Linked DNA regions of Homo sapiens: region 2 is linked to region 1. Evidence: read pairs that join two places in POLR2A ChIA-PET (ENCODE). Cell type or tissue: Panc1. All regions are shown on one strand. Each heading gives the region's core, and the rest is flanking DNA. Links, peaks and the distances in the headings are about the cores only.

What was found. ChIA-PET counts read pairs that join two places held together with the same protein. Peaks named below come from ENCODE experiments on the same cell type or tissue, not always from the same donor. Only the 100,000 strongest peaks of a DNase experiment are listed, where the experiment ranks them.
Region 2: POLR2A ChIA-PET joins it to region 1 with 5 read pairs; 5 of 35 experiments call an interaction of 5 or more read pairs at or near these places.

What each region holds. Positions count from the first base shown.
Region 1 is chr11:83,098,919-83,115,415 of GRCh38, reverse strand. LOC124902725 (a long non-coding RNA gene) reads left to right here. Exons shown (of 2, transcript XR_007062802.1): 2 at 3,716-3,894. It also overlaps the pseudogene COX5BP4 and the pseudogene C1DP5. Among named protein-coding and RNA genes, the nearest start is that of LINC02951, 10 kb to the right of the region's middle. In Panc1, for the core only: no CTCF peak of the experiment used is centred there; no DNase peak of the experiment used is centred there.
Region 2 is chr11:82,971,709-82,988,205 of GRCh38, reverse strand. RAB30 (RAB30, member RAS oncogene family) reads left to right here. Exons shown (of 5, transcript NM_001286060.2): 4 at 436-619; 5 at 5,791-15,073. The coding sequence ends at 6,041. Among named protein-coding and RNA genes, the nearest start is that of SNORA70E, 62 kb to the left of the region's middle. RefSeq lists enhancers at 16,297-16,386, 16,447-16,497. In Panc1, for the core only: no CTCF peak of the experiment used is centred there; a DNase peak (open chromatin) is centred at 7,675.

The DNA.
Region 1 (16,497 bases), core at 4,973-12,972:
CATAAGTATCTGATTGCTTAAAGAAAATCATCTAACTGTTCAAGTCAATAAACTTTTACTGAACACTTGTCGTGCGCTAGTCATTGTGATAGTGGCGATGATGAAGTGATGTATGGTTCTTCTTTTCAAGAAGCTTTCAGTCTAGTGGTGAAAGAGCACAGACATGAATGATACTTGGAATACAATGGGATCTCTTTTACAGCTGAGATACTTTCCAGGCAGGCTGCAGGGAGTTGGTGCCAGATAGTCCTGGATTCATAATCCCTATTGCTTCTAACAATAAAAGGATCTCAACCAGATACTCAATCTCATCCATCATCAATTTGCCTCTCTGTTAGAGATAAACAATGCCACCTCATAGGACTGTTTTGAGATGCAATAGACATCAGAATTGATATATGAGATTTACCAGACTCATATCATCAAGGTGATCTGCCATAACTTGCTTAACCATTGCTCTGTGCCTGATGAAAAAACTTTGCCAGAGTAGTCTCTCTACCACTCTGAATCCCTTGTCCCTTGCTCACCTCCTCAATGGCAACCACTCCCCTTAACCCCTGTATATCACTCCAGAGATATTTTAATATTTAATATATATGTATATATTTTTTAAAATTTTATAAAAATTATACTACATACACTGCTCTGCACTTCACTTTTAAACTTTATTTCAGAGATCTTTCCGTATCAGTACACGCACATCACTTTTTTTTTTTTTTGAGACAGTTTCCGTCTGATGCCCAGGCTGGAGTGCAGTGGCGTGATCTCGGCTCACTGCAATCTCCGTCATTTGGACTCAAGTGAGTCTTGTGCCTCAGACTCCTGAGTAGCTGGGATCACAGGTGTGCATCACCACATCCAGCTAATTTTTGTATTTTTAGTAGAGACAGGGTTTCACCATATTGCCCAGGCTGTTCTTGGAACTCCTGGCTTCAAGTGATCTGCCTGCCTCGGCCTCCCAAAGTGCTGGGATTACAGATGTGAACCAGTGCACCCAGCCTGCATTATTCTTTTTAATGGCTCCGTAGGATTACATTTTATGGATACACTGCAGTTTACATAACCATTACCCTGTTGATAGACATTTTGGCTATTTCCCATCTTTTGGGATGCTTATGTTATGATACTGCAATGAATATTCTTTGTATATATCTTTGCATGTGTATTTCTGTAGGATAAATTAAAAATGTTGGGTCAAACTTTTGGTCATTCTTGATAAATATTAAGAAATTATTCTCTAGGCCAAACGTGGTGGCTCATGCCTATAATCCCAGCACTTTGGGAGGCTGAAGCGAGGGCAGATGGCTTGAGGCCAGGGGTTTGAGACCAGTCTGGCCAACATGGCAAAACCTTGTCTCTACTAAAAATACAAAAATTAGCCAGGCGTGGTGGTATACACATGTGATTCCAGCTATTCGGGAGGCTGAAGCACAAGAATTGCTTGAAACTGGGAGGCAGAGGTTGCCGTGAGGTGAGATCAGGCCATTGCACTATAGCCTGGGTGACAGAGTGAGACCCTGTCTCAAAAAAAAAAAAAAAAAAATCTGTTATCTAAAATGATGGTTCCAATTTGTCCTCCTATAAACTTTGAGAATGTTTCCCCACATCCTGGCCAAAATAATTTATGGTCAAACTTGTTGATGTTTGCCAAACTGATGAAAGCTAATATCTTAGTTTTAATTTGCACATCCCTTATTTTAAGTGAACATCTTTTTCATGTGTTTTAAAGTCAGTTATAGACTGGGCACGGTGGCACACGCCTGTAATCCCAGCACTTTGGGAAAGCAAGGTGGGTGGATCACCTAAGGTCAGGAGTTCAAAACCAGCCTGGCCAACATGGTGAAACCCCGTCTCTACTAAAAAATATAAAAATTAGCCAGGCGTGGTGGCACACACCTGTAATCCCAGCTGCTTGGGAAGCTGAGGCACGAGAATCTCTTAAACCCAGGAGGTGGAGGCTGCAGCGAGCCAATATTGTGCCACTGCACTCCAGCCTGGGTGACAGTGCAAGACTTCGTCTCAAATAAAATAAAAAGTTAGTTATAGATCTTTTGTTCAGAAAGTTTGCTATAACCTAATCCAATCACAGAAAACGTCAGAAGCTGATAGAATGGGGTGGTAAACATGGAACATGCTGTTTGACTATGGAGATGCAAGATGAAGGAGACAAGATCCCTGCAATATAAAGATTGGTCATTAAAATTATTTAGGCAAGAAATGTTGACTCATAATCAGAACTGTGTTTTGAGAAGCTCTGGACAGTGTGGAAGATGGAATGGAAGTGGCAAGACTAGAGGGAGTGAAAAAAATTAGTTAAAAGGTCGTTGCAATCCTGAACTGAGAATTCAGGAAAGAATGAAAATTATGAAACCAATTGGAAAAGCATTGCAGAAGCCAAATCAAAAGAACTTGATGACACAATAAATGTCGGGTAAGGAGAGAGAGAAATTACTTAGGCAAATGAATGGCTTAAAAAGAAAGGGAATACATGGTAGGGAATTTGCTCTCTGACATTACTAAACACCTACTAAGTAAGGGTTTATGTTAGTTATATATACATTTATGTATATGGAAATCAAATGAGTGAAAATAAACACATTGCATTTATCCAATTTCACAGCATCTTTATTAGGGAAATATTATAATCTATTTAAGTATGAAAAAATTAGAAAAGTAACATGTGCAAGATAAAAAAAACTATTAGATTTCTCCAAAACATTCATATCAGAATGCAAAGTCAGACATCTCTGATAGGATAACCAATGATTTTTATTTTATTTTATTTTATTTTATTTTAGAGGCAGGGTCTCACTATGTTGCCCAGGCTGGTCTTGAATTCCTGGGCTCAAGTGATCCTCTCACCTCAGCCTCCTAAAGTGCTGAGATAATAGGTATGAGCCACCACACCTGGCCACCAATGCTGTTTATACTAGTTCAAATTACCTAGATTTAAAGAAAACATTCAGGGAGAAAAATTATCTTACATCATGCAGGATGCAAAATGCCCACAACACTTGCACCAGGAATTATTCCCCGAGCTATCAGATCATCAGTTTAATTTAAACATGGCAATTCTCAGAGGAACCCATTATAACTCACAGCTGTCTCTAATTCTGAATTGACCAGGGTTACCCCCTTTATAGAAAAATCACTCTTCTCCCCTTGTCATTTTTCTGCAACTCATTTGGGAAAACACATCAAATTGTATTAAGACTTTTGATACTGTAAATTTAGTCCTATTCAAATGCTGCATTAAAATGCCTTATCAAGAAGATAATATCTTCATTAAATATATTGATGGTTAACTAGGATGAGGATTTTGAACACATGATTAACATAACTATTAATACTTTGGAAGAGTAGTGGACTGTTGCCCATTTTAAAAAAAGGTTGATTATTTGGAAATGGATATTATAATCGTGTCTGTTGTCTGTAAAAGCAGACTTTGTATCATCGCTTATCTTGGATAAATCAAATATTTCTATTTCACTTGTAACATTTATCAACATTTATCAACTTCCTTCCATATGTGTTATTAGTTTTATTCCCAGGCTTTTCAGTCGACAAATACTTTTGTAATGGTAATCAGCTAGTATTTGCTGAGCCTAGCAAGGTAATTGATTACATAGTTGTTTAGTATATTGTTTCCAAAGCTAGTCATACACTTGATATAATAAATTCCTAAAAAGACAGGGTTTTTTTTTTTTTTTTTTAGGTTGAGCCTGGTGGCTAATGCCTGTAATCCTAGCACTTTGGGAAGCTGAGATGGGAAGACTGCTTGAGCCCAGGAGTTCTGTGCTGCAGAAGGCCATGATCCCACCACTGCACTTCAGTAGGAACAGAGCGAGAACTTGTCTCTAATAATAAAAAAAAAAAGTACACATTAAACCAAAATGAAAGTATGAATTGATACCATCATTGCTTGGCCACTTTCTGGCAGACTGGATTTGAAGGCTGTGAGTCAGTCATTAAGGCACATGAAGAAATTAATGAAGACCATCCAGTGGAAATTCATGAATATTTGTCAATGCTTGAGAATTACACTGGTGCTGTGGATAATATGCTAAAGACCATGATGTCTGTTTCTTGAAATGAGTTGTTGCAGAAGTTGGACCCACTTAAACAAGTGAAAGTGGATTTAGTTTCTATGTACACATTAAATTTAAAGTTTTGAGTTTATTTGGCAACTCAAGGAGTTAATACTAAGAAACAGCTAGTAAAGCAGGAAGGAATTGGAAAGAATCAGAATATATATGAACACAGTCAAGGAAATAACAGAAAAAGGCTGGCAAGCTGGACAGAGGTACATCTTCAACATTTGTAAAAAATGACCTCTGGGAACTGAAACCTAAAAATGCATCATAAAACTGTAGGGACTAAACTCTCCGGTTACTTAATAAGCTAGTAAAAGCTGGGTAAAGTGGATCATACCTGTAATCCTAGCATTTTGGGAGGCTGTGATCCCAGCACTTTGGGATTGCTTGAGCCTAGGAGTTTGAGACCATCCTGGTTAACATGATGAGACTCTGTCTCTACAAAAATTAGCTGGGCGTGGTGGTGCACGCCTGTAATTCCAGCTATTTGGGAGGCTGAGGCACAACAGTTGCTTGAACCTGGAGGTTGCAGTGAGTGGAGACTGTGCCACTACACTCTAGCCTGGGTAACAGGGTGAGACCCTGTCTCAAAAAACAAAAAAAAAGTTGTCAGTAGAGGCCTAGCACAGTGCCTCATGCGTGTAATCCCAGCCTTTGGGAGGCTGAGGCAGGAGAATCACTTGAACCCAGGAGTTCAAGACTGGCCTGGACAACATAAGGAGACCCTGTCTCTACAAAAAATGGAGAAAATTAGCCAGACATGATGGCACGTGCCTGTAGTCCCAGCTGCTGGAGAGGCTGAGGCAGGAGGATCAGTTGAGCCTTGGAAATCAAGGCTGCAGTGAGCTTTGATGGTGCCATTGCACTCCAGCCTGGGAAACAGAGTGAGACCCTGTCTCAAAAGACAAAACAAAAAACAAGAAACAAACAAAAAGCTGTCAATAAACAAAAAAGTAAACATTTAGTTTTTGGTTTTGATGTATACATATTCAAAAAGTATGTCATTTTTTCACAAAATAAATAATTATGTGGCAGTGCAAGGTTTAAATGTCTACTGTATTGAATTCATATGTAGATTTGCCATTTAAATTTTTGTTTGTTTGTTTTTGAGACAGGGTCTTGCTCTGTCACCCAGACTGGAGTGCAGTGGCATGAGCATGGCTCACTGCAACCTCGACCTCCTTGGTTTAATTAATCCTCCTATCTCAGCCTCCCAGATAGCTTGGGCTAAAGGCACATGCCACCATGCCCAGCTAATTTTTGTATTTATGTATTTAATTTTTTTGTAGAGATGCGGGTTTCACCATATATTGCCCAGGCTGATCTCCAACTCCTGGGCTCAAGCGATCCGCCTGCGTTGCCCTCCCAAAGTGCTAGGATTACAGGCATGAGCCACTGGTCCCAGTTACTTGAGAGGCTGAAGTGGAAGGATCTCTTGACCCCAGGAGGTTTAAGGCTGCATTCAGCCATGTTTGTGCCACTGCACTTCAGTCTGGGCAACAGAGTCAGATTCTGTCTCAAAAAAGAAAAAACAAAACAAAAGCAAAAACAAAAACAAACCAAAACAAACAAACAAAAAACCCAAAATTAACTCACAGAAATGTTAATAAGCAACATTCAAGCCAACAATGACCAGTTTGGAAACATAATGAAGAAAATAACTTTATCAACAATACCAACAAAAAAGATAAATGTCTGGAAATAAATTGATAAGAAGTGCACAAGATCTATATTAAAGTATTAAGTGACACAAACAATTTAAACCATTAGAAAGGTTGCTAAGCCTGAGCCACATTGCCCAGCCAGGAAAGAGACTTTCCAAAAGAGTTGTCCATTTCTATGAGCTTCTCCAGAGAAGGGAGTGAATCTTCATTACTTCCCCAGAGAAGGGAGTGGATCTTCATTATCCATGTTTTCTAGGGTCCCTCACAGTACCTGACAAAGAGCAGGGTTTGTGGAGTGAATTGAATAAATTGAATGGCTGACATGGGAGGTAGTGAGTTCTCTACCACTGGAAGTAGCCAGGAAATTGTAGTGAAACTGAGAATGCATCGGGTTAGAGACTCTTGATTATATTTACGGTCTCTTCTAATAAACTATGATTCTTATATTCTAAGATTTCCAAGAATTTTCCAAATCTTTAGAATAATATGATTAACCTTTCTCTGCCACATATTTGACCTCCAAAATATATCTCCCATCTCCCTACTTCTCTCTACCTCTACTGCCACTCTCTTAGCTCAAGATACCATCTTTTGTTACTGGACACCTAAATGATTTTCTTGATTCCACCTTTGCAGCCAGTGTAATCTTTTGATGTTGTAATCAGATTAGATTTAAGCAGGAGGGCTCTCCTGCTTAAAATCTCTTAATAGAAATCAGTGAAATAAAAAACAGGCAGGAAGAAGTAAATTACATGTTGTTTAAAAATTATATAAATTGCTTACCTGAGAAAAACAAGAGAATCAACTGAAAAACTATTACAAACAAGAAGAGAATTTAGTTCAGTGGTTGGATTACAGAATTAACTCACAGAATGACTGGTCTCAGTGGCTCATGCCTGTAATCCCAGCACTTTGGGAGGCCAAGGCAGGAGGATTGCTTAAGCCCAGGAATTTGAGACTAGCCTGGGCAATATAGAGAGACCTCATCTTTATAAAAATTAAAACAAAAAAATTTGCTAGGCATGGTGGTGCACGCCTGTGGTCCCATCTACTTGGGAGGCTGAAGTGTGAGGATCTCTTAAGCTCAGGAGGTTAAGGCTACATTCAGCCATGTTTGTACCACTATACTTCAGTCTGGGCAATAGAGTGAGATCCTGTCTCAAAAAAAAAAAAAAAAAAGAAAAAGCAAAAACAAAATAAACCAAAACAAACAAAAAACCCAAAATTAACTCACAGAAAGGTTAATAAGCAACATTCAAGCAAACGATGACCAGTTTGGAAACATAATGAAGAAAATAGCTTTATTAACAGTACCAACAAAAAAGATAAATGTCTAGAAATAAATTGATATATGCACAAGATCTATATTAAAGTATTAAGTGACACAAACAATTTGAACCACTAGAAAGGTAGCCCTTGGACAGGTGCAGTGGCTCACTTTGGGAGGCCGAGACGGGCAGATCACCTGAGGTCCAGAGTTCGAGACCAGCTTGCCCAACATAGCAAAACTGTCTCTACTAAAAATGCAAAAATTAGCCGGACGTGGTAGTGCATGCCTATAGTCCCAGCTACTCAGGAGGCTGAGGCAGGAGAATCACTTGAACCTGGGAGGCAGAGGTTGCAGTGAGCTGAGATTGTAACACTGCACTCCGGCCTGGGTAACAGAGTGAGACTCTGCCAAAAAAGAAAAGAAAAGAAAAGAAACAGAGAAAAAGATAGGAAGGCTCAACTTTTTTTTTTCTGAGGCAGGGTCTCACTTTGTCACCCAGGCTGGAGTGCAGTGGCACAATCTCAGTTCACTGCAGCCTTGACCTCCTGCCTCAGCCTCCCAAAGTGCTAGGATTACAGGTGTGAGTCACTGCACCTATCCGGAAAGCTCAACTTTATAAATAGAATCTATAACTTAAGCTCTCCTAATAAAAATCTAAATAGAATTTTGTCTTGGAATTAGATAAGCTGATTCCCAAATTTATATGAAAAATTAAATAAGAATAGAAATATATATTCCAAAAATAAATAAGAAGATCTACCAAATATTAAAACATTTTAAAGTTACAATAACTAAAAGAGTTCAGTGATCCAAAAAAAAACCCACAAAAGTGAAATCAAATACACATAGGAATTTAATCTATTATAAAGGTCTCATTTCAAATTATTGAGGAAAGATGGTTTATTTAATAACTGTTACATAAAAATCAGGATATCCATCTGGGAAAAAAATTAGCTTAGAGCCACACTGCATACTCAATGCTCAAAATAAACTCCAGATAAATAAATTATTTAATCATTATTTTTAAAGTACTTATAGAAAAGAGGAGACATTTTAGAATGTCAGAGTGAGGAAGAGGAAGAAATAAGCTGGCATTATTTACAAATGATATAGTTACATACATAGAAAATCCAAAAGAATCTACAGATAAATTATTAGAATTAAAAAGTGAATTTAAGAAGGTTGCTGGATAAAGGACCAGTATGCAAATCAGATATATTTCTACATACCAACAATAAACAGTTAGAAAACTTTTTTAAAAACATACAATTTCCACAGCATCTGAAGTTTCAAATAGGAATAAGTTCACACAAAGAAAAAGTACACAACCTGTACATAGAAAACTATAAATCTTACTGAGAGAAATTAAGGAAGAACTCAAGTTGTCTCTGAAGCCTGTTCCCAGAAGTGCTGCTGCTTGTCGTGAGCATATGGCTTTGAGGTTATGCCACAGAGTTGGAGTGCTGCCCTTGCAGACTCTGAGGGCCCATGGTTCCAGTGGGTGGCCTTGATGTGCTCCATGGCATCTGAAGGTGGTGTTCCTACTGATGGTGATGTGTCTGGACTGGAGATGTAGGTCATAATGGCTGCATGAAAGGGACTGGACCCATAGAATACACTACTCCAAAAGGAAGCTTCTGGCACCAAAGAAGACCCTAATTTAGTCTCCTCCATCACCAACAAGTGAATAGTGGGCTGCATCTGTGAAGAGTACAACAGTGCTGTCCTCTAGTTTTTGGCTGCACAAAGGTGAGACCCAGCAATGCCCTAACTGTGAAATCCATTACTATCTGGTGCCCCGCCAGTTGACCCACTGAGACTCTGCACTAAATTGCTCAAAATGCGCTGTAAAGTTTCTTCTTTCCAGTAAAGACTAGACATTGAATTGGCTCCTTCTCCCCCAACCCACCTGAAAAAAAAGAAGAACAACTAAATTAAGGAGAGGCTGTACCATATTCATGGATTGGAAGACCCAGTTACACTAAAGATACTGCTTCATCTCAGATTATCTACAGATTCAATGCAATTCCAATCCAAATTCCAAGAGGACTTGGTTTATAAGACTCCATAAGGTGATTCTCAAATTTATAGAAACATGGAAAGGACCCAGAATGGAAAATAAACTTTTGAAAAGGAGCAAGGTAGGAGTAATTGTCCCATTGAATATCAAGACTTATAAAGCTATAGCAATTAAGTCAGTATGGTAATGTTGCAAGGATAGAAAATACTAAGCCCAGAAATGAACTTCCATAAGGACATCTAATTTATGACAAAAATGACACTTCAGAACAGTAGGAAAAAGTTTTTCAATAAATGATGCTGGGTTATTAGATATCCAAGTGCTAAAAATGAAAAGATAATACAAAAACTCCAGGTGTACTATATTCCTAAATATGAAGGATAGAACAACACACCTTATAGGAGATAACACAGGAGCGTATCCACCTTGAGACGATGAAAAGTTCCTACACATAACCCAAAAAAGCACAATAAAGGAAAAGACTGATAACTTGACTACATGAAAATGAAGAGCTTTATTCATCAAGAGATAGCACTAGGAAAATGAAAAAGCAAACCAGAGTGACAGAAGATATATGCAACACATATAATCTACTAGGACTCATATCCCTAGTATACAAGAAAAACAGCTACAAATCATAAGAAAAAGTCTAAAAAATCTAATTTTATAAGTGGGCAAACGTCTTGAACAGGCACTTTGTAAAAGAAGATATCCAAATGGCCAATGAATGTCAGTATTCAGGGAAATGTTAATTAAAACAACAATGAAATATGACTGTGCACCCACGTAAGAGGACAGACAATCCCAATTGTTGGTGAAGACATGGAGCAACAGCTCTCATACATTGCTAATGGGAAGGTAAATTGGTATAACCAATCGGGAAAACTCTCTGTATTAGCTATGGAAGTTGAATATATACATTCCTACAACCCAGCAATTCTACTCCTAGGAATGTACTGGATAAGAATGCATGAATATGTGCATCAGGAGACATAAACAAGCATATTTATAGCAGCACTCAGCATTATTCATAGCAGCAAAAAACTGGAAACAACTAACATCATTATAAACAGTAGAATGAATAAATAAAAGCTGGCATATTTTTACAACAGAACACTACAGTGGAACAATAAACACACAACAACATATTAAGCTAAAGAAGTCAAATATAAAATAATATTACTACATAAATGATTTGATTCTTAAAGTTCAAAAACAAGCAAAAATTAAACTGTCATGTTTAGAAACTTATGTGGTAAAATTAGAAAGAAAAGCAAGAAGTTATTACCATAAATTCAGGATGGCGGTTATGTGTTGATGGGAGTGAGGGGGCACAAGGGGACTATGAGGATGATACCTTTTTTTTTTTTTTTTACAAACTCCTGTGTTGAGGGCTGACTGAATAGATCACAGCGAGGGAGCTGCTCGGCTATGTACGAAACCCCAACCCAAAAGCACATTTCTTGATATTGGTGGTGGTTACATGTGCTTGTTTTTGATCATTTATTGAGTTATATATTTTTGTCTGGTCAATTTTTCTGTATATGCATTACACTTAGCAATTTGAAAAAAATTTTTAAAATCCTCTCTCTAGAGAGACAGCAAATATGGCAAAATGTCAACAATTGCTGCAATAAGATGAAGGGTATATGAGTATTCTACTATTCTCCAACTTTTCTGTACATTTGAACATTTTTTTTAAAGTTGGAGAAAAACCTCTTTTGATCTAAATTCTCCTGTGGCCGGTGACCCATTTCAAATCCCTTACCCTTACAGCAAATTCCTTGAAAGTGTTGTCTACACTCTGAATCTCCAGTTTCTTTTCTCCAACTCTCTCCTGAACGTATTCCTACCCAGGTTTCATCTCCACTATAGCAGTGAAACTGCTCTTCTCAAGGTCATCGATAACTTCCCCATGGCTAAATCAAATGAATATGTGTTAGGCCGGCACTGTGGCTCGTTCCTGTAATCCCAGCAGTTTGGGAGGCTGAGGTGGGCGGATCACTTGAGGTCAGGAGTTGGAGACCAGCCTGGCCAACATGTCAAAACCCCATCTCAACTAAAAATACAAAAATTAGCTGGGTGTGGGGACACACGCCTGTAATCCCAGCTACCCGGAAAGCTGAGGCAAGAGAATTGCTTGAACCTGGTAGGTGGAGGTTGCAGTGAGCTGAGATCGTGCCACTGCACTCCAGCCTGGGTGACAGAGTGAGACTCTGTCTCAAAAAACAAACAAATAAAAAACAGATGATCATGTTTCAGTCCTCATCTTTATTTACCATCTGCAGCATTTTACATGGTTGCTTTCTCTTCTCCCTGAAATATTTTCCAGCTTTCAGGACATGTGCCTAATTTTTCTTTTACTTTTCCCAATGGTCCTTGTCATTCTCCTTTCCTGGTCTTCTCCCTGACCTTTAAATATTAAAGTGGCCCAGGATTTTGCTCCTGGGCAGCACATGGACACCTCAAACCTTTACTTACATGTAAGTTTTTCAGTGAAGCCTTATCTGGTGACTCTTACCTAAAATTACAGTCCTACACTTCTTAACTCTTTTCCTTGGTTTGTTATAGTCTCCTTAGCACTATCTAAAATTACTATTTTACTTATTTATTTTGTTTATTTCCTATCTTCCCCACTAGAATATAACTTACAAGAGGGAAAGATTGTTATGTTTTGTTACTGCTCCATGTCCAGCATCTAGAATAGTGCCTGGCACATATTAGGCACTCAATTAGTGTTTGTTGAATGCATAATGAGTTGTACTTAAAGTAAAATCTATAGTCCTAGTTTACAAAACCCTGCTTAACTTGTCTTCTGCCAACCTCTCTACTCTCCTTTCATTTCTCTAAACCTATCAAGCTCTTCTCCAACTCAGAGGCCTTGCATTTAACCTTTGCCCTGCTGAGAAACCTCTTTCCTGGCTCTTCACATAACTGGCTTCTCATTCTTCAGGACTCAGTTTAAATATTCTCTCCCCAGAAAGGTCCACTCTGACCACCCCATCTCTCTTTGCATCCCTCTCTGCCCAATTACACTATCCAGATACAGTTTCTTTATAGTACTTGTCACAATTTTCTTGTTCCTTATTTGATGACATGTTTTTTGGTCTGCCTATCCTGGTGGAATGTAAGTCTGCCGGTCTTTCTCAGCGATATATCCCCAAGATCTAGCACAGGCCTGGAACATAGTTGTTGCTCAATAAATGGCTATTAAATGAATGAATAAAGGCATATGTAAATAAATGAGCAAAACAACTTTCTCAGTGCTTAGGGCAGGGTTTGAATATACATAAAGAACCAATGCCATCACTCTGTATCCAGAAGAAGACAAAGGGGATTTGTTCTGATGCATCAAGAGCCCAAGAATGAAATATTCAGCATTCCTTTAGAGCCAACTGCCTTGCAAGATTCTTTTTCCCTCTAAATAGTCTGACCAGTTACTGAGGTATAAAGAGCAAATGTGGAAATAGTCCACCTGCACCAAATGGATGCGTTTGATGTACTAATCAGAGATGGCCTGAAATGTTTGGTTATGGACAATTAAGGACAGCTGGCCTTTGAGATCCTTTAATGTGTGCTTGAAGCAATAATGGCTGTGTGGGAAGAGAAGTGGGAAGGTGGCTTCCTAGTTAGGGACAAAGTACATGGTGTATTCTACCCACTTCTCCATTTATTATTGTTATATTATTATTATTATTATTATTATGTGTACAAGAGCAGGTTTTACAGCAAATTAAGGTCAAGCTTAAAAGGAAAAAGAAGACACAAAAGATAAAAATGCAATGTGGAGGCCAGGCGCGGTGGCTCACGCCTGTAATTCCAGCACTTTGGGAAGCCAAGGTAGGCAGATCACCTGAGGTCAGGAGTTCGAGACCACCCTGACCAAAATGGAGAAACCCTGCCTCTACTAAAAATACAAAATTAGCTGGGCGTGGCGGCGCATGCCTGTAATCCCAGCTACTTGGGAGGCTGAAGCAGGAGAATTGCTTGAACCCAGAAAGTGGAGGTTACGGTGAGCCAAGATCGCAGCATTGCACTCCAGCCTAGGCAGGAGTTAAACTCTGCCTCAAAAAAACAAACAAAAAAGCAATGTGGAGTGCAGAAGTTGTAGAGGCAGAGCACCCCTATATTGCTTTTGTGAGAAGGAGGATCCATTAGGGGCCAGGCATTTCACTTACATGAACCCACTGAATCTTTATAATAACCCATCATAGAATGTATGTGTGTCATTCCCATTTAACAGATGAGGGAATGGAGGTTTAGAGATGTGAAGGATCTGTTCAAGTTCACACAGAAAGTGAGTAGCAACCTCTTTGAAATCCTGATCTCTCTGATGCCAGAGCTTGTGCTTTTTCCACCATACCTGATACTCTGCCCCCTCTTCCTCCCAATGAACAGCCCAGAACCCCCATACTATGAAGCCTAAGATGATTGCCACAGTTTCCTCTGCAATGCCATCTTGTGACATATTTCTTTCCATACTAGCATAGTGCCTGGAACATAGCTGGCTCTTCAATAAAAGAATCTATTGAATAAAATAATGAAAGAATGAACAAATGAACAAAGAAGATATTTTAAACAATGTGACTTTCCTTGTGAATCACGTACTGAGAGTCAAAACATTTAGTTCCTAGGGGTCTTTCTCCCCACTGCAGTTCACCAGGAACGGACGTTTCTTCAAGAATAGCACAAAGACCTGGCAAAAGAAGGCTATAGTCATTCTGGTGTTATGTCTCCTCTGTCCTGCTTTGGGGAGCACTCTGGTTGTAAAGCCCACAGGGCTATCTTCTGATGGTGTAGTAGTTGTCAATAGCAATAGCTAGCACTTATTGAACACATGCCATGGGCTAAGCACAGTGGTGAACTCTTTTTAAAAATTTTATTTAATTCTCTCTCTTTTTTTTTTTTTTTTTGAGACGGAGTCTTGCTCTGTCGCCCAGGCTGGAATGCAGTGACACGATCTTGGCTCACTGCAACCTTCGCCTGCCGGGTTCAAGCAATTCTCTTGCCTCAGCCTCCCAAGTAGCTGGGACTACAGGTGCACACCACCACGCCCGGCTAATTTTTTGTATTTTAGTAGAGACAAGGTTTCACCGTGTTGCCCAGGCTGGTCTCGAACTCCTGAGCTCAGGCAATCCACCTGCCTCTGCCTCCCAAAGTGCTGGGATTACAGTCGTGAGCCACTGCGCCTGTCTAATTCTCTTTTTTCTTTACTTTATTTAATCCTCCAAAGCCTGAGAGAGAGGCACGTCTATTGTCTCAGTTTCACAGGTAAGAGAAGGGAGGTTTTGGCTTGTCTAAAAATAGCAACTGCCAATTTGTAAGACAAATACTGTAAAGTCTCTTCTCTCTTTTTTCTCTTCTTTCCTTTCCTTCTTAAGAGGTAAAAATATAATCCCTACAGAAACTCATTCTTTGAAAATAGAGGCACCAGCAAAAGGTTTGTGCAGTCATCCAAAATTCAGGAATCCATAAGACATTGTATTTTCCCTGGTGAATGTGGTAGGTCAGGACTGCTCTCAGAAAGAAATATTGCTTTTATAGATGAGAATGCATTGAATTTTATATCAAAGAGCCTAGTTTGAGTTCTAGCTCCATGAGTGACTGTGGGTACTGGCCGGCATTAACCTTGAAGAGCCTTAGCTTTCTCGCATATGAAATGGAGATAACACAAATTCTTTCCCCATAAGATTGTACTAAGGGTCAAAAGAAATAATATGATTTGGATAGAGTGAACCAGTCTACAAATGCGGTCTATTCTTCTTCTGTCTGGAGAACTCTCTAAGATCAGGGTCCACCATGCAGCCCCAGTAGAGTGTTCCTTGCCATCCCCGCTACTAAAAGTAACCTTGTGTCCAGGACTGGATACAACAGTGCTGAGATTAACAGCAGCTGTTTCTGAACAGTTTTTAGTTCTTCCTTTTTTTTTTTTTTTGAGATGGAGTCTTGCTCAGGCTGGAGTGCAGTGGCGCGATCTCAGCTCGCTGCAAGCTCCGCCTCCTGGGTTCACGCCATTCTCCTGCCTCAGCCTCCCGAGTAGCTGGGACTACAGGCGCCCACCACCACGCCCGGCTAATTTTTGTATTTTTAGTAGAGACGGGGTTTCACCGTGTTAGCCAGGATGGTCTCGATTTCCTGACCTTGTGATCCGCCCGCCTCAGTCTCCCAAAGTGCTGGGATTACAAGAGTGAGCCACCGAGTTCTTCCTTCTTATACTGACATTTGTTTGTAGCTGACTGATCCTCCACGTGGAAGAACTGGAGGCAGGAAGTTTTCTGAAGCACAGGACTTGGGTTCCAGGTAGGGTACTATATCCAGAGCAATAAAAAGGAGGGTGAAGGAGACAGTGAGTCTGAACATGGCATATTTCTCCATTGACTTATGTCTTCTTTAATGTCTCTGAACAAAGTTTCAGTCTTCCCTCTAGAGATATATACATCTTTTGTTAGAGTCCTAGGTACTTGATATTTTTAATGCTATGATAAATTTTCTATCTTTAAAACTTTAAAAAACTATTTGTAGCTGATATATAAAAATGCAATTGATTTTTCCATATTTCCTTGTATTCAATAAACTTTCTAAGTTTCTAATAAGTCTAATAATGTATATATAGTGGTTTTTAGATTTTGTTTCTTCCTTTTCAATCCTTAATACTTTTTATTTATATGTATTTTGTTTTACTGAGCTGGCTAGGACCTCCAGGACAATGGTAAATAAAGAAGTCTCTTATTCTTGGTCTCAGAAGGATTTTTTTTCTTTTTTTTTTTTGAGACGGAGTCTCGCTGTGTCGCCCAGGCTGGAGTGAAGAGGCGCAATCTCAGCTCACTGCAACCTCCACCTCTTGAGTTCAAGTGATTCTCGTGCCTCAGCTTCCCGAGTAGCCGGGGTTACAGGCATGCACCACTACGCCTGGCTAAGTTTTGTATCAAAGGAAATTTTTCATTCTTTATTAAGTATAATGATATACTTTTAAGAGATACTCTTTATCAATTAAAAAAGCTCTGCTTTTTTAGCCGTATTTTTATAGATACCCATTATCAGTTTAAGAAATCTACACTCAATTTGCCAAGAGTTTTATTTTTAATGAATAAATGTCAAACAATTTTTTTTCTATATCTATTGAAATGACCCTATGTGTTTATGCCTTCAACCAGTTAAGGTGTAAATTACAGGTTTTTTTTTTGTTTTTTTTTTGTTTTTTTTTGAGGCAGAGTCTCGCTCTGTCGCCCAGGCTGGAATGCAGTGGCACGATCTTGGCTCCCTGCAACCTCCTCCTCTCCGGGTTCCAGCGATTCTCATGCCTCAGCCACCCGATTAGCTGGGACTACAGGCGCCCGCCACCACGTCCGGCTAATTTTTTATATTTTCAGTAGAGACGGGGTTTCGCCATGTTGGCCAGGCTGGTCTCCAACTCCTGACCCCAGGTGATCTGCCCGCCTCGACCTCGCA
Region 2 (16,497 bases), core at 4,244-12,243, 130 kb after region 1:
TCTTACTGTGCCTCAGTTTATTCATGCAAGAAATGGGTATTATGATAGTATCTACCTCATAGGGTTACTGTGAGGAATAAGTGAGTTGCCACAGGTAAAATGCTTAGAATAGAGCTTGGCACATAATAAATGCTTGACGAATTTCCTATATGTATTTTTTTAAGAATGAAAAGGAAACTCTTAACAAAGAAAAAACAAAACAAAACAAAATAAGCCCCTCTCCCTAACCAGAAACACACCCAACAGATTTTTTTTTTTTTAATTTTCAGTGCTTTTTTTTTTTTTTTTTTTTTTTTTTTTAGGGCAGAAAATAACCATGAAATTGTTTGGGTAAAGGTGTACCCATTTTCAAACCAAAGCAAGGCAAAGCTTTTTTTTTCTTTTTTTCTCCAACCTGATCCTTCTTCACCTGATTCTTATCTTATGCCTTTACAGCTACAGATCTGGGACACAGCAGGTCAAGAGAGATTTCGGTCCATTACCCAGAGTTACTACCGAAGCGCCAATGCCTTGATCCTCACCTATGACATTACCTGTGAGGAATCCTTCCGTTGCCTTCCTGAGTGGCTGCGGGAGATAGAACAATATGCCAGCAACAAGGTCATCACTGTGTTAGTGGGTAAGTAAGGGCTAACGAGGAGGGAAATTGATTTGTGGGCATTAGAGGATTTATAATCACATAAAGCTTATACATTGGTGCCTTCCAAGAATATAGTCTTTAGCTAATAATTCATGCAGTCAACCTTCAGTTCTTCTGCAATTGAAGAGAAAATGAAATAGGTCCTATCCCATGGTGACAGTTTAGAAAAATAAAGTAGAAAACATTTTCTATCAATGTAGGCTCTAGGGAAGAAGTTGGATGGCCATGAAAGTTATGTGAGCTGCTAAAAATTTAAAAAGTCTAATTACAAGATGAAAGGAATGGCTGTTCTAGAAGAAAAATGTATCTTTTAAGTTGATATGGAATTCATTATTGAAGCAATTGTTTATTGCCTAAAAGGTGGATTTTGGTAATTTTTTTTCCCTTCCTAACATTTAGGCTGATTTGAGAAATTCTGTGTTTCAGAAAGAATCTGCTAAGGGCAATGCTGTAGTTTGTTTCATCTTGTAGGAGAATAAAACCTCTATTTAGTATGGGGGGAAAGCACAAAACAACCCTTGATTTTCTATCATGACTGATATATGCATTGAAATGGACCAGGTCATTAAAAACTTCTCTGTTTGTAGTGGAAAAGTGTTAGTAACCATTTGATCATTAACATATTTTCTTCCTAGAAAGGAACGTTCCTATATAGTCTAGCAATACCTGAATTAGGGAAATTTGAGTAGAGATCCTTAGAAGCATTGTTAAGTTACAAATTATGGTTAATAATAAGCTCAGTAAACACTTTAGAATAGTGTTATAATTGGTATATATGTGCCAGGAATGATACGAGGAACTTTATGTGTCATGATCCCTGATTTACAGATCAGGAAACCACGGCTCAAAGAGGTGAAGTTCTTTTCCCAAGGTCACATAGCATGTAAGATCAACTCCAAGCCCTGTAGTTGTCCAGCTGTAATATGTTACGTTGTAACAAATTGCTGGACTTTTCCTTCAGGCTGCTGGATGAAGCATCTGTGTTTCTATGAGCTAGTGCTCCCTGTAAAACCCTTTTGGACAATGTTGAACCTTTGCCATAAAGCATTTGAGAGGTCTGCATTTGTACCTTCTGTTTTACAGAAAGCCTTTGGGAACTTGAGTCAAAGCATTACTACTTGGGATTTTATCTAAGGAAGGTAAATGAAGATTTGAGGGGAGACAGTTAGTTCAATATGAAAGAGGAATTGGCTTAAAACACAATTTTACTATGGAAAATTTCAGACATAAACAAGAGTAGAGAAACAGTATAGTGAATCCCCTTCTACACATCTCCCAGCTTTCACAGTTACCAACTCATGACCAATCTTATTTTCTCTTCCCTAGCAATGCTGTCCACCTTCTCCCTCAGATTATTTTGAAGCAAATCTCAGAGGTTGTATTAATTCATGTTTCAATATCTGTGTATATCTCTAATAGATTTTTAAAAAGAAAACCTAACCTCAGTGGCATTTTTACACCTAAAATATGTTAACAATTCCTTAGTATCCTTAAAAACTTAGACAGTGTTCAAATTTCCCTGATCGACTCATGATTTTTTTTCGTTTGTTTGTTCAAATTAAGATCCAAATAAGGTCCAGAAGCCGGGCATGGTGGCTCACACCTGTAATCTCAGTGTTCTGGGAAGCTGAGGCAGGAGGATTGCTTGAGCCCAGCAGTTCTGACCAGCCTGGGCAATGTAGCGAGATTAGCCAGGCATGATGGCATCTACCTGTGGTCCCAGCTACTCAGGAAGCTGAAGCAGGAGGATCACCTGAGCCCAGAAGTTGAAGGCTGCAGGGAGCTATGATCACACCACTGCATTCAGCCTGGGTGACAGAGCCAGACTCTTTAAAAAAAAAAAAAAAAAAAGCCAAGTAAGGTCCATATGTTGTAATTGACAGCTACATCTTTTCATCCTTTTTTATGAAGTTTCCACTCTCATTTTTTTTCTCTCTTAGAATTTTTTGCTAATGCATTTGTTTGACCTATAGGCTTTACAAGTCTAAATTTTGTTTTATCGCCCCAAGGTGTCATTTGATATCACCTCCATCACCTATATTTCTTGCAGATTTATAGATAAGTCTAGAGGCCTGATGAGAGTCAGGATTTTTTTGGTTTTCTTTTTAGACAAAACACTACATATATCATACTCTGAGGGGTAGTTCTCATAGAACAGGCAGGAAGAATGCTTGATTCTTTTTTGTTCACCACTTTTCAAGGTAATAAGCTGGTTCTCCAGTATCTTCTAAAAGTTAACTATTGACATCTGTTTATATTTGTAATATTATTATAAATTTATAGATTTAAATAGATTTGATGGGCTGGGCATGGTGACTCATGCCTGTAATCCCAACACTTTGGGAGGCTGAGGCGGGTGGATCACTTGAGGTCGGGAGTTTGAGACCAGCCTGGGCAACATGGTGAAACCCCATCTCTACTAAAATATACAAAAAATTAGCCAAGCATGCCTGTAATCCCAGCGGGAGGCCAAGGCAGGAGAATCTCTTGAACCTGGGAGACACAGGATACAGTGAGCCGAGATTGCACCACTGCACTCCAGCCTGGGCAACAGAGCGAGACTCTGTCTCAAAAACTAACTAAATAAGTAAATTTGATGTATTTCAGTCCCTTGCAATTATTATTATTGATGCTCCCATTGTTCCGACTTTGCCAGTGGGAGCTTCTTCAAATGGGCTCCTGAGTCCTTTTGACATGACCCCAGGAATGTTGGATAATTTTTTTGCTTTCTGGTATGACAAGTGTTCCAGCCACAACTTGTGCATTTCCTGCCCCAGACCTGGAATTAGCCATTTCTTCAAGAAGTGCTTTCTTTTCAATGGGAAGTCGTATTTAGAGGCCACAACCGAGGTGTTAGGAGCCCTCCTGATGGGCCATTGTTTTTAGGCCTTTCAGTGGACAGAGCTTGTGTGTATGTGTGCATGTGTGTGGTGGATTCTGTAGTATCCTCAAGAGAGTTTTCCTATTAGGTTCTGCTAGCGTTCCGACTCACAAGACTACCGTAGACCACGCGTGGCATCGTGTTCACTTAGAAGGACACAGGACAGGAAATACAGCTTGACAGCAGATCAGCATCCGGCAACCCTCTTCAGTGGAAGTAATCCCAGTAGCAGTCCACGTAATTTTCCAGGACCTCCTACCCAGTCCGCAACCCCCAGACGATTCTAGTATGAGGGAACAAGGCTCATGTCAAACAGATGGAGGATCTGCCTTGGCCTAGCAGCCTCAATACCCCATAGGAGACTAAATCTATTATAACAACTCCACAATCATAACTTCCAGGGTCTCTTCAAATGAAGTCACCACATTCAGGGAAGCTCAAAGTTATGGCTTTCCATTAGGTATTTATAATTCTTAGATAGAATTCCCAGGCCAGAAGTCATTTATCAATCAGGGGTCATTTTTACCATAAGCGGTGTTGCCAGATAATACAATTGACACACCTTTGTCAGGTTTCCTGGAGAATTTGAGGTAGGTGGAAAACTTTTTAAAGATAAAATACATCATGAATTATTCATACTGATACTTCTATTTATAATTCAGGACTGCAGAAATTTTACTTAACCACATTAATTTTATATTTATATTTCCTTTTTCCTATGCCAAAAGTCCCAGTTCCCAATGGTACCAGCATAATTACTCATTTGCTTTATCCCATAATACACAGATAGCAACCTCAGAATAATAATACCAACAGTACCACCAAAAAGATGATTACTGAAACAGTTCAAGATTGTTTCCTTCAATTCTTTTTGTCCTTAGGCTATATACCACTGGGGTTGCACTGTTAAATTACTGTATCTTAAGCACCTTGAAATAGTTACTCTGTTGGCCCGGCTCGGTGGCTCAATTGCGTGTAATCCCAGCACTTCTGGAGGCCGAGGCAGGTGGATCGCTTAAGCTCACAAGTTCAAGACCAGCCTGGACGTGGCGAAACTCTGTCTCTGCAAAAAATAAAAAAAAAAAATTAGCTGGGCATGGTAGTGCCTGCCTGTAGTCCCAGCTACTTGGGAGGCTGAGGTGGGAGAAGATGGCTTGAGCCCAGGAGGTGGAGTTGCAGCAAGTCAGGATCGCGCCACTGCCCTCCAGCCTGGGCAATAGAGCCAGACCTTGTCTCAGTTAAAAGAAAAAAAGGGTTACGGTCTGTGTGGTTATTCCACACATGATGAACATGTTCATTTGTTTAATTTTGCTCTCAGTTTTTAGGGATTGCTTTTTAAATTTAATTTTGAAATTAATTGTATAATTATATAAAGCATTTTTAAGTTCCTAAAGTAAAATCTACAAAACAAAGTATATTCAGAGAGGTCTGGTTTCTATTCCTTTCACCTCAACCCTGTTCCTTTCATAGGTAACCATTTTCTTTTAAATTAAGATTTTGGTCTAGTCTTCTATTAAAAAAATAAATAAAATGTGTGTATAATATATGTATTCATATCCTTCCCTTTTTCTTGGATAGACAGTTGCGTATTGTATATGCTTTTTTTTTCTGCTTCGCTTTTTTTTTGGTTAACAGTATATCCCAGTGTTTCCATTACATGGCAGTATATAGAAATACTCCTAATTGATTTTTATGGCAGCAAATACTCCATTGGGTGGATGTGCCATACTTTATTCAGTCAGTGCCCTACCGATGGACATTTGGGTTGTCTCCAGTTCTTGCCATTATGAATGGCACTCATTTTTTATTTATTTATTTTTTTTGAGACAGAGTCTCACTCTGTCACCCAAGCTAGAGTGCAGTGGCATGATCTCGACTCACTGCAACCTCTGCCTCTGGGGTTCAAGCGATTCTTCTGCCTCAGCCTCCCAAGTAGCTGGGACTACAGGTGCGTGCCACCACACCTGGCTAATTTTTGTATTTTTAGTAGAGACGGGGTTTCACCATATTGGCCAGGCTAGTCTCGAACTCCTGACCTGGTGATCCACCCGCCTTGGCCTCCTAAAGTGCTGGGATTACAGGTGTGAGCCACTGCGCCCAGCTGGCACTCATATTTTAAAGTAAACATTTCAGTAATCACAGTCACATTTGTTTTGTTTTACTCGCCCATCTGTCTGGCTTGACTTCAGATATGGAGTTGAATTTTGATGCTTCTCAGCCTGCAAAAAGTCAAATGCTGATTCTTTATTTGATTTTACTACTGTTATAGGCAACAAGATTGACCTGGCTGAAAGGAGAGAGGTTTCCCAGCAGCGAGCTGAAGAATTCTCAGAAGCTCAGGACATGTATTATCTGGAGACCTCAGCCAAGGAATCTGATAATGTGGAGAAACTCTTCCTTGACTTAGCATGCCGACTCATCAGTGAAGCCAGACAGAACACACTTGTGAACAATGTATCCTCACCCTTACCTGGAGAAGGGAAAAGCATCAGCTATTTGACTTGTTGTAATTTCAACTAAAGGCTGAGGCACGGAGAAGAAAAGGAATCAGCAACTGCCCTGATGGGCCATGAGATGCTGGGGAGATCTGGCGATGACTGTGGCTCCCGCTCTCTGACCTTCTGACTCCTGTGGGCTCCTGAGCTTACAAAGCATGGCAGGCCAAGGGCCTCGACCACAGGCCAGCATTAGCAGAACATATAATGGTTTCACCCTTTTCCAGTCTGGAGTTGGAGCAAGGAGAAAATTGCACTAGGCACTCCATGATCTGCAGAGCATGTTGCTTTTGTTTTTTTAAAAAGCAAGTAAAAGCGCATTCCTAAACAGAGTCCGGGGGGAAATGTACTGTAGGGATCCCTCCTGCACATCAGTGGGTGCATGTGGGAACTCTTCTTTAGGGCTTCGGTGGTAATCATCTGGGGGCCCTGGTTTTCTTGTCTACCAGATAAACCAAAACTGGGAAGGCCAAGTACAGTCTCTGTGGTGCGTATTGACGACCCCATGGAGATTTTGAAAAGTGTTATTTCTCTTGTCCACAGGCACTTTCAAGAACTTTGGGATGTAAAAATGAAATGAAACCTTTACCCATGACCAACAGTAACAATCATTGTTTTAATAATATATACAAGCTCCATAACTCCTTTTGGTGCTAATGATTCCGCTATTTCACAGACCAAACGTTTTAGTACATTAATGTCCTTAAATGTGTTATATAGAAATAAAAAAATGGGGGAAGTCCATGAATCAGCACTCTTTCTCAAAGTCTCATTACTACCTTTTTAAAGGTGGATTTTTGGGAAAAGAGAATACTTTTCCTTTTATGTTCCCCTCTGAATCTCTACCACTTTCTTGTCTCTCCAGCCCTTTATGTAAATGAAAACGTTTGCAAAATGAAAAAAATAAACAAATGGTTGATGACATTCTAATATAAAAACTTAGCTCTAACACATTTTGAGTAGTATGAGGAAACAGACCAGATATGACCAAAATACTGTGGATTAATGGACTGTAGTGCAGGGCTCCTAGCAGAGCACAGTCCTTGATAGTAGGTCACATCTTTTACTTCCTGGTACTCTCCATCTTGGACAGACCAAGGCTTAGGATTTTGTAGATTTTTTAGTATGATAAGTGAGAATAGCAACAGATGAAAAGTCTCACGACCCATTTTTATATCTTCGATGATAACCTTAGAAAAATTCTGCTCGTGGAAGCAGATTGAACTGTCATTTATCCCCTCCTTCTTGTAATAATGTTACCTTCAGACGCTTAACCATATGTTCTTTCTTTTTTCTTTCTCTTTTCCTCTCTATTTTTCTGGTCTCTCCTTTTCTTCTTCCCTCCCTCCCTCCCTCCTTCCCTCCCATCCTTATATGCCTGTGTTACTGCAAATCTCCAATTCAAATGGAGGTGTATATGCCTTTACTTAGCCAATTTAAAAACAGGACTCAAAATGGGAGATGTGCTGCTGAATATGTGTTTCTTTTTCTTCAGTGCCATACTTTGATAGCTTCCAATTTGTTCACTGATATAAATGCAAATTGGGAAAATAATTAAACCTGTATGCTGTTGATGCTGTCAGATGTTTCTGTAGCTTGCTGCTTAGCATAACTGAGGGATGAGTAATGGAATAAGGATATGATGTGTAATTCCACTGTTGCTGTAGATGGTGACAATCTCAGTTCTGATATGTTGATGTTTGAAAGCTATTTAATTGTAAAGAAATTAGTCATGTAGAGACATGATGTGGATAAAGCATTTCTGGCATTTCTCTAGCAGGTTCTAGATTGACCAGTGTCTTGCACATGAGATTATGCATATTTTTTAAGGGGCTGATACTTTTGGTTGGCCTCACTGTGTTTTTCCTGATCCTGTGGGAAAGAGAAAGGCATCCCAGAAGTTTGACTTGTTTTTCTTTTAGAATCTGTCTCTGCAGGAAAGAAAAGTCATTTTAATAAAAACCAAAATAATTTATAATAATTGTTGCCTTTCCCTCCCCATCCTCTCCACTAAGCCAGCAACTAAATGTATTCAGAAAACAAGTTAATCAAGGAGGGCAGAAGAATTTTTTTTAAACTGTAAGAAAATGTTCCTAAGTTTAGATTTATTACCTGTCATTTAGGGCAAAAATCCAGTGTCCCCAGCACATGATGACCCAACTTTGTCTCACAGTTGCAAGTGTGTTGAAAATAAAGTTGCTTTGTGAACTTAGAGGAAATGGCTGTGTTAGATTGGACTGATTTAGTTGCAAAATAATACCTTTTAGGGTCACACTTGTATTATTCCCTAGGGTTTAGCCTTCTCTATATACCCTTGGCCAGACTCAGAAGGGGATTAAAAAGCTCTGGTCTTGGCCTCTATCTTCCTTGTTGCTCCTCCCAGCCTTTCCATAACTTACCCATCCACAGCCCATCAGCAGGAACACATGAGAATGTGGGACTTTGTTTCTTTTTTTCTTAGTTGTATGAATTCCAGATTAGGCCTTATGGATACTTGTCTACTAATATATCTGAAGTTTGAAAACAATCCCTGACAATATTGTAGGTGCAATAAATATTAGTCAAATAAACATTTAAGTGCCAAGGTGGGGTGGTAGTGGTTGGGGGAGCTTTTTTTGATTAAACAGAAATTCCTTCAAGTAGAACTTGAGAAAGGACACTAAATACAGTCATCTTAACCCAGGCCAGAACCTAAATTTATTGGTTTGCCTAACAGTCTTATTGTCATGGCAATATTTGCTAAGATGAGCCTTCTTTAGATAAAAATGAACTCTCATTTAGTGGTGGATGAAAAAAGAGAAATTGCTTTATCATATAGTTTAATTTGGCTCGGTCTACTAAGACCACCAGGGTTGATGTATTCCTCCATTTTTGGTGTGATCTTTTTCTTCATTCAATAAAGTTATTAAATATATGGCAAAACTTTTTTCAGTTTCCAGTGAAAATGCATGATACTCATGTCATGGAGTCAGGCTTGGGAAAATCTATGAAATAATAGTTTGCTGATAATGATATTTTCTTATGGCTTTGTATAGACTACATCCTCAAAGGATTTTGTGCTTCTTTGCCCATAGAAGGCTTTTTCTCCCTTTGTGTGCTTTTATTAAATCTGTTGAATTATATTAATATTTTTTGAATTTACAGGGCCAATTATCTTTTTTGATGGATTACTTAGATTAGGCCATGGGTTCTTCCTGGCCTTTCTTTTTCTCGGTCTTTTAATCATTTCACGTTTTTATCTCTCCCTGAGTAAAGTGGCAAGAAAACTAAAAATGAAAGTTAAATGGGTTGATTTGACAATGTGTCAAGTTCTGATTTAGAGTTTATAAGGAAGGTAGAAACGATTGGCCAAAATAAGATATTTGGATGAGGATTATTTAAGCCGTTTAGATTTGGCCAGAGACGCCAGATTTAGCAAAGGACTGGGTTCTTATCTTCTTTCATTCATGAATATATGCCTTGGGAGGACACTGGTGATTCCCACAGAATTAGGCCAATGATTTGCCACATTACCCTTTAAGCTAGCCCATAATTCCACCAGATCCCACACCAAGTTTCAGTTCATGACTCATACTGAATAAACGTCAGTTGTAAATGATGTTTGAATTGGTCTTCCTACTAAAGTGAAACATCTTCTTTTAAGCCAAGCCACATGAATGAAATAGCACAATCAGAAAAAAATCTTTTTTTTTTTTTTTGCATATCAAACCAATGGCCTTCTCCACTAAGCCAGCAACTAAAGGTATTCAGAAAACAAGTTAATCAAGGTGGGCAGAACTTTTTGAACTGTGAGGAAATGTTCCTAAGTTTAGATTTATTACCTGTCATTTAGGGCAAAAATCTAATGTCTTTTTTATTTCTTAATCTTGTAGAACTCTGTATTTCATAGTAATGAGTACTTAGGGATCATTGCTCTATTAGCCTCTGGGAGAGATCTTCTAGAGTTTGCCATTCCTTTTTTTCCAAAATTTTTTGTTGTTGTTGTTGTTGTTTTAACTGCAACTGGTTACTTTTCTCAACCATGGTCCTGACATGTTTATACTATGATACTTTTGAGACTTCGCTAAAGAATTAAAAGCTGTGAAACAACATTTGCTTCTCATCCTTCAGACAAAATGTGTTCCATTTAAGCAGCATGGTTAAACACTAATTTTGGGATAAGGGAGGGATATGTTTTCTTTACTTTCTTTTTGGATTTCATTTCTGTGGCATGAGCCTATTTGCGTTTGGAAGGAAAGATGCCTTCCTTTACATTCTTCACACTGGTAATTTTTTCATACTGAATTAAGAAATTATCATCCCTTCAAAACACATATTAATATAGCAACATTAGAGTAAGGGAGATGGCATTTCATCTCCTCTCCTCAGTCCCTTGATGTTGGAATGTTATTATCATTTCCAGGAGCCATACTTTGAAATTAAAAACAAATTGAGGCATTACCAGTCTGATGAAGGAATTTTAAATGCAAGCCATTTAAAGAATACTTGAAGGATTTGGGGAGACTTAGGTTAGGAAAAAGAGGGGAATACAATTAGTGCATTAGAACAAGATGCTCTGTGGTTCAGAGGGGTGGAATGAGGCCTACTGAATGAGGCCGTAGGGACACAGATTTGGGTTCCATGTCAGGGCGACCATTCTCAAAAAGTTGGTTCACTATGGGACAGTCTGCCTCAGGTAATAGCCTCTGTCAAGAGGCAAAGATGTGGAGAGGATCCAATTGGTTGGAGATTGGAGCAGGTGACCTATTAACCTAAATTCCATGTTGTATGTAGTACTTTGCCTCTCATAACATGTTCAATTAAATATCTGTTAATTCATAGCTAATGATTTTTTTAATGGGGCCTCGTTCTTCTGCCACAAGTGCATCCCACCTTTATCTTTCAGGGAAGAGGTTGGTTGCACGTTGTTAGGCCAAGAGACTGGCCCTCCATTATGCCCTATGCTGGACTTGCTTTGTCGGTCCATTCATTGATGTCCTGTTGAATCAAAAGGTATTGTTTTAGTAGAAGTTACATGAAGTATATTCATTTATCACTTGCTAAACATAGGCCTTGCTCTGTTTAATAAATAATGGGTGTCTCTTTCAAGATTTTAGGATAGGCCTTTTTAACAGAGCAGAATCTTCTGTTAAAGTTCTCACAAACAGACCAACTCCCAAGAGAGATGGGCTGGTGGGTCACTGACATAAAGCAGTCCACAAGATCTATTTTAGAAAAGTATCAATGACATTTCCTTAGTTGGTTTGATTCTCTTGAGAATACATGAGTTTAAAAGAACTGAGGTCAAATTGCTTTATGTGGAAAGCAATAAAAACAAGTATTTTTGACTTGCAAATTAGAGGTAACTGTAAGCAATTTTTGCTATTGAAGCCTATGGCCCAAATTATTCCACCTGCAAAATAACTTTCACCCTTGCAAGGCTGATAGACGGCTCTTCATTGGTCTTTTTTTATGGTTTTGTTTTGTTTTTTTAAGTCATTGGTCTTAAATCTGTATGGTGACAAATCTATTTGAGTTTGATTGAGACTTTCTTGGACTCCTTTGGACAAGAGGTCAGAGCACAAAGGCTAGTCACCACTTCTTTGACTTCTTGAGGTATGAGCCAAAATTTTACTTTTCCATTGATTTAAAGCAGAATTTTTGGAGATGCTGTGTTCTAGTTCCTGACGGAATCGGTGGTGGTTGCTGACTTTGACACTTTGGAGAGTGATGTGGGGAGTTATATAGAAGGGGAAACACTAGTTTAGGTGTGAGGAGTTCTAGTATGCCACAAATTAGCTGAGACTTTAGACGAAGCACAATATTTGAGCATCAATCTTCTCATCTATGAGATAGACCTGTCAGGATTATTGTGAAAATTAGATGAGATAAGTTGAAAGTACAGTGCTTGGTAAACAGTTAGCACTCAAATATTAGTTCTTTTTCACTTTAATTAAGAGCAGACTTTGAATGGTCTGATGCCAAGTGTAGATCCTTAAGAGACAAAACAAAGAAACTTTCCTGGCTTCAAAGAAAAGAACTCCATTTCTGAAAGGGTGCCTTAAAAGGAATTCATTTGTCTGATCCATCCTTTTGCCTTTGGGCATTACTACTGTCACCCTCCATTTCTTTACAAACTTCAGGCAAGGTGGTCTCTCTCTCTCTCCCAATAGGCAATTCCAGGGTTGTAAACTCATTATCAGGAAGCTTAATCTTAGAACTGAAATACCTCACAGAGCAATTTAAACCTCTTTCTTCTTGTTCCTATTCTTCATGGGAAGAAAACTGGGTTGATCCCTATCTTCTTTTTAAGGAGCCACATTTGCCATTTATTATTGCTCTTTTGCCTATTTAAAAAAAATAACAGTCAGAAAAAATAATGATTATTAAAATGATAGTCATTATTTACTTAGTGAATGTCAGGATAGGTATTTATTACTCTTAGCTTCTTATTGGTATCAGATGTAGATCACGGTCTTACTGTTGATTAACTCTTCAGTTATATATACATACTTTGATTCTTTAGTTACATAATTGATAACAAAGTGTGCTTCTGAAGAATTATTCTGGCTGTATGGCTCTTGTTTCCTCCCCTTGGTAAAAATGGAGGCATGAATCTCGGTTTTGTGATCTGCTTTTAATTTCATATATGACATTATTTGATGTACATAATTACCAACATCCAAAAGCGTTTCTTCCCCTTTCTACGTGTGCACTAAATTCTAAAACAAAAATTGGAATACAAAATGCCTAATAAAGAAAAAATTCATGTACAGAAAAGCAAAAGATAATCTACTTTGTTAAGATAATTTGTCACTAGCTGGTTGAATAATGCACAGTTTTTGTTTAAGGTTACACATTTATGCCTGGATTAAATAACAATAGTAAAACTTGACAAGTCTTTTGAAAAACAGCTGCTAAACATATTGCTTTCTGGAATGTAATCATTAGCAACAAATATTCTCTTATTCTATACAATTGCAGAATGCTAGTGGAACTTTCTTGTAGGTTATTTGACAATGAATGTTAATTGATTTATTTTTTAAAAATGTAAAATCCTCTTATCCCTTTAAGGCCGGTTTAGGCTTTCATGTCCCTGTGATAGAAAATTTCAAATGCTGGCTTCTAATTTCTACTCACTGAAGTGTCTTCCAGACATACCAGATGGTTGGAGCTCCTTTGATAGTATATAAGGGAGCTACATAAATGTATTTGAACTAACTCGTGAGCAAAATTTCTGTTTTCAGCAAAAAAAAAAAAAAAAAGAAAAAACAACAAACTCTGCTCAAAATTTCAGATAATACAGGAGTAAAAAGAGGTTTTTGATAATCTGAAGGGAAAAGTGTGCCCCATATATCTTGTACACACTTTTAATGCATGACTTTTAGTATAGAGATGAAATAAAATGCAAAATATATAATTCTGGAGATCTCAGCAGCTAGTTAAAATATTTAGAGAAGCTGCTTTATGAAGACTTAGAGAATCCTTGATCTCCCCCACATTTCCTATCACTCCATTGAAACATGGATCTTTAATATTAATACATACATAGTTTTAACTAATAAACAGGTTAATCACTGAGTTTTATGAACTCGATTCTTGATATTTGGCTATTGGTTTTAAGCATAGGATATCAGTATTATTTGTATACAGCGTTATATAAAATCTAACCAACTTCAATATAAGAATAGTACTTGATTTTAAATGTTAATATGCAAATATTAACAGTATACTACATCATATTTTATGTGTTCATATATTGATCTTTTTACTTAACAAAAAGCCTGTTAGAAATATAACCCACTGATGACCCGAGTCCAATTAGCTGAAAACCTTCTGTAGAAAGGTGATTGTATGAAAAATTCAATCAACATTAAAAAAGGGAAGTGGGGAGGGAATACAAACTTGAACAAAATATTCTTAAATGAAGTTGCATCTCTTTTTAAAATTAAGATATCATTCATGCACCATACGGTTTATCCTATTAAGGTGTAAACTTCAATGTTTTTAATCATATTCACTAAGTTGTGCAACATCACCACTCCCTAACTTCAGAACACTTTCATCACCTCCAAAAGAAACCCCATACCATTTGCAATCACTCCTCCTCCTCCTTCCCCCAGCATCCGGCAACCACTAATCTACTTTCTGTCCCTATGAATTTGCCTATCCTGGACATTTCATATAGTCAAACAACATGTGGCCTTTTGTGTCTGGCTTCTCTAAGTAAGCATAATGTTTTTAAAGCTCATCCATGTTGTAGCATAAATCAGTACATTGTTTTCATGTTTAAATAATATTCCATTGCATGTATATGCCACATTTTATTTGTCCATTTATCATTTGATGGACATTTGGGTTTTTTCCACCTTTTGATTATAATAATGCTGCTGTGAACATTTATGTAAAAGTTTTTTGTATGGGTGTATGTTTTCACATCTCTCTTAAAAACAATTAGTCTGACAAATCAAATCAAATCATTTATGTTTATTTACGTAGAACCTCTTGCAATCCTGTTTGGAGAGTGCAACTTACGATCTTAGTTTAATTGATCAATTAGGAGACCTCTGAATAAAGACTAACTCCCCAATACATCCATAAGAATTTTTCTATGAGCCTGTCATTTAGATGTGATAAGCAATCAATTTCATGAAGACTGTTTCAGTCTTGTAGAAATTGAGTTGCCATCACATAGAGGATTTCTTGTCCTCTGCATTGTTTAAAGGACAACTACAAATCATGCTGGATAAGAGTACTCATTCAATCTTTTAGGATTCAATGAAGTAGCATTTTAAATATGTAAGTTATTTTATATATTGTCTGTCTTTTAAAATTGGACTTTGCTTCTTGAAAAAAGTTTGTCAAATCACCAAACCATATGACTGTCCATTCATTGTAGCCTATGTTTTCTATTATTAAGAAATAATTCATACTGAGAGTAAAAGAAAAAGAATGTATTTTGTGTGCAAAGGATGAATGTATTAAAAACTTTTTATTTGTAACAATTTTTTAAAAAAACTAAATGGAAATTGCTTTCCCATGTACTTGTATATAAATAAACATTTCCTGTTGCCCACATTTGGAGAATCATATGCCATCAAAATATGTAAAAAGCAAACAAACTTTAAGTGTACTAATGTCTTTCAGCACGGTGCAAAATGTGCCCTGGATCTGGGGGATCTGGAGACCTGAGTTAAATGTTGATTTTCTAACTGGCTAACTTTGGACAAGTCATTTAACATTTGCACTATGGTTTTCTACTTTATAAAACAAGGGGCTAGATTAGATAATCTTTAAGGCCTCCTCCGATTATAAACACTAAACGAGACTACTCTGCTATTTCAGGATGTGAAAATTACATGCTAATTATTTCTATTGGTGAGAAAGATCCTTTATCCTATCATATATATTGGAAGGAGTATTACACTGAGAACTAGGAACCACAAATTCTAGTCCCAGTTCTGACATTGAGAAGCCATAAATTCTAGTCCCAGTCAGTGTGACTTTAGGTTAGTCATTTCATTTTAAACTTTATTTTTCCCAACTATCAAAATGTGGACACCAGATTAGATAGCTTCAAGGTCCCTTCCAGCTAAAACACATTACGTGATATTACTAGAGATTTTCTACAAAATTAGTAATGAGATTACTCATCACTAGCAGGACATTCACTCCTTCACCCATCCATTTATTCACCACTTATTGAACATGTACCATAGGGCAGGCACAAGAGTCTGCCTTTTAGATGCCCCCATCTCCACTGCAAAAGTCATAGATTTGTACCTTTTCTTGAAATTCATTTCCACTCCAATCCTTACCTCTCACCCTCTGCCTTGGGCGTGCATTTCAGAGATGAATGTCCTGGACTAAGAGTACAGTAGGTCATGAAACATGATAGAGTTAACAGGATGACAAAGGGGTCAAACCTTTGACCTTGGGCTCTCTGGCATAGTGTTCTTTAGTTAATTGAACATAGGCAAACTGTAACCCTTTCTGCCACTATTATTTGGTATTTATAAAGTATTGGGCTTTGAAAATCATCTGCTATAATTTTGTTATTGTCCTATGTCAGCTTATCTGCAGTTGGTAGGAGGCTCTTAATTTTGCTATTTTAGCACCTTCACTAAAAGAATGTGTTTGCAGAAATTTCTTTTCTAAATTCACACGTGTCATGGTTTTTACCTGTTCCATTATTAATATTAGTTTGAACCACATGGAATTGGCATTCTTATAAGTCAAAAACAGCCAGATACTTGCAATTTTATATCATTCTCATATTGTGTCCAGAATTGGTGGGTTCTTGGTCTTACTGACTTCAAGAATGAAACCACGGAGGCTTGCGGTGAGTGCTACAGTTCTTAAAGGCGCCGTGTCCGGAGTTTGTTCCTTCTGGTGGGTTTGTGGTCTAGCTGGCTCAGGAGTGAAGCTGCAGACCTTTGAGGTGAGTGTTACAGCTCATAAAAGCAGTGTGGACCAAAAAAAGCGAGCAGCAGCAAGATTTA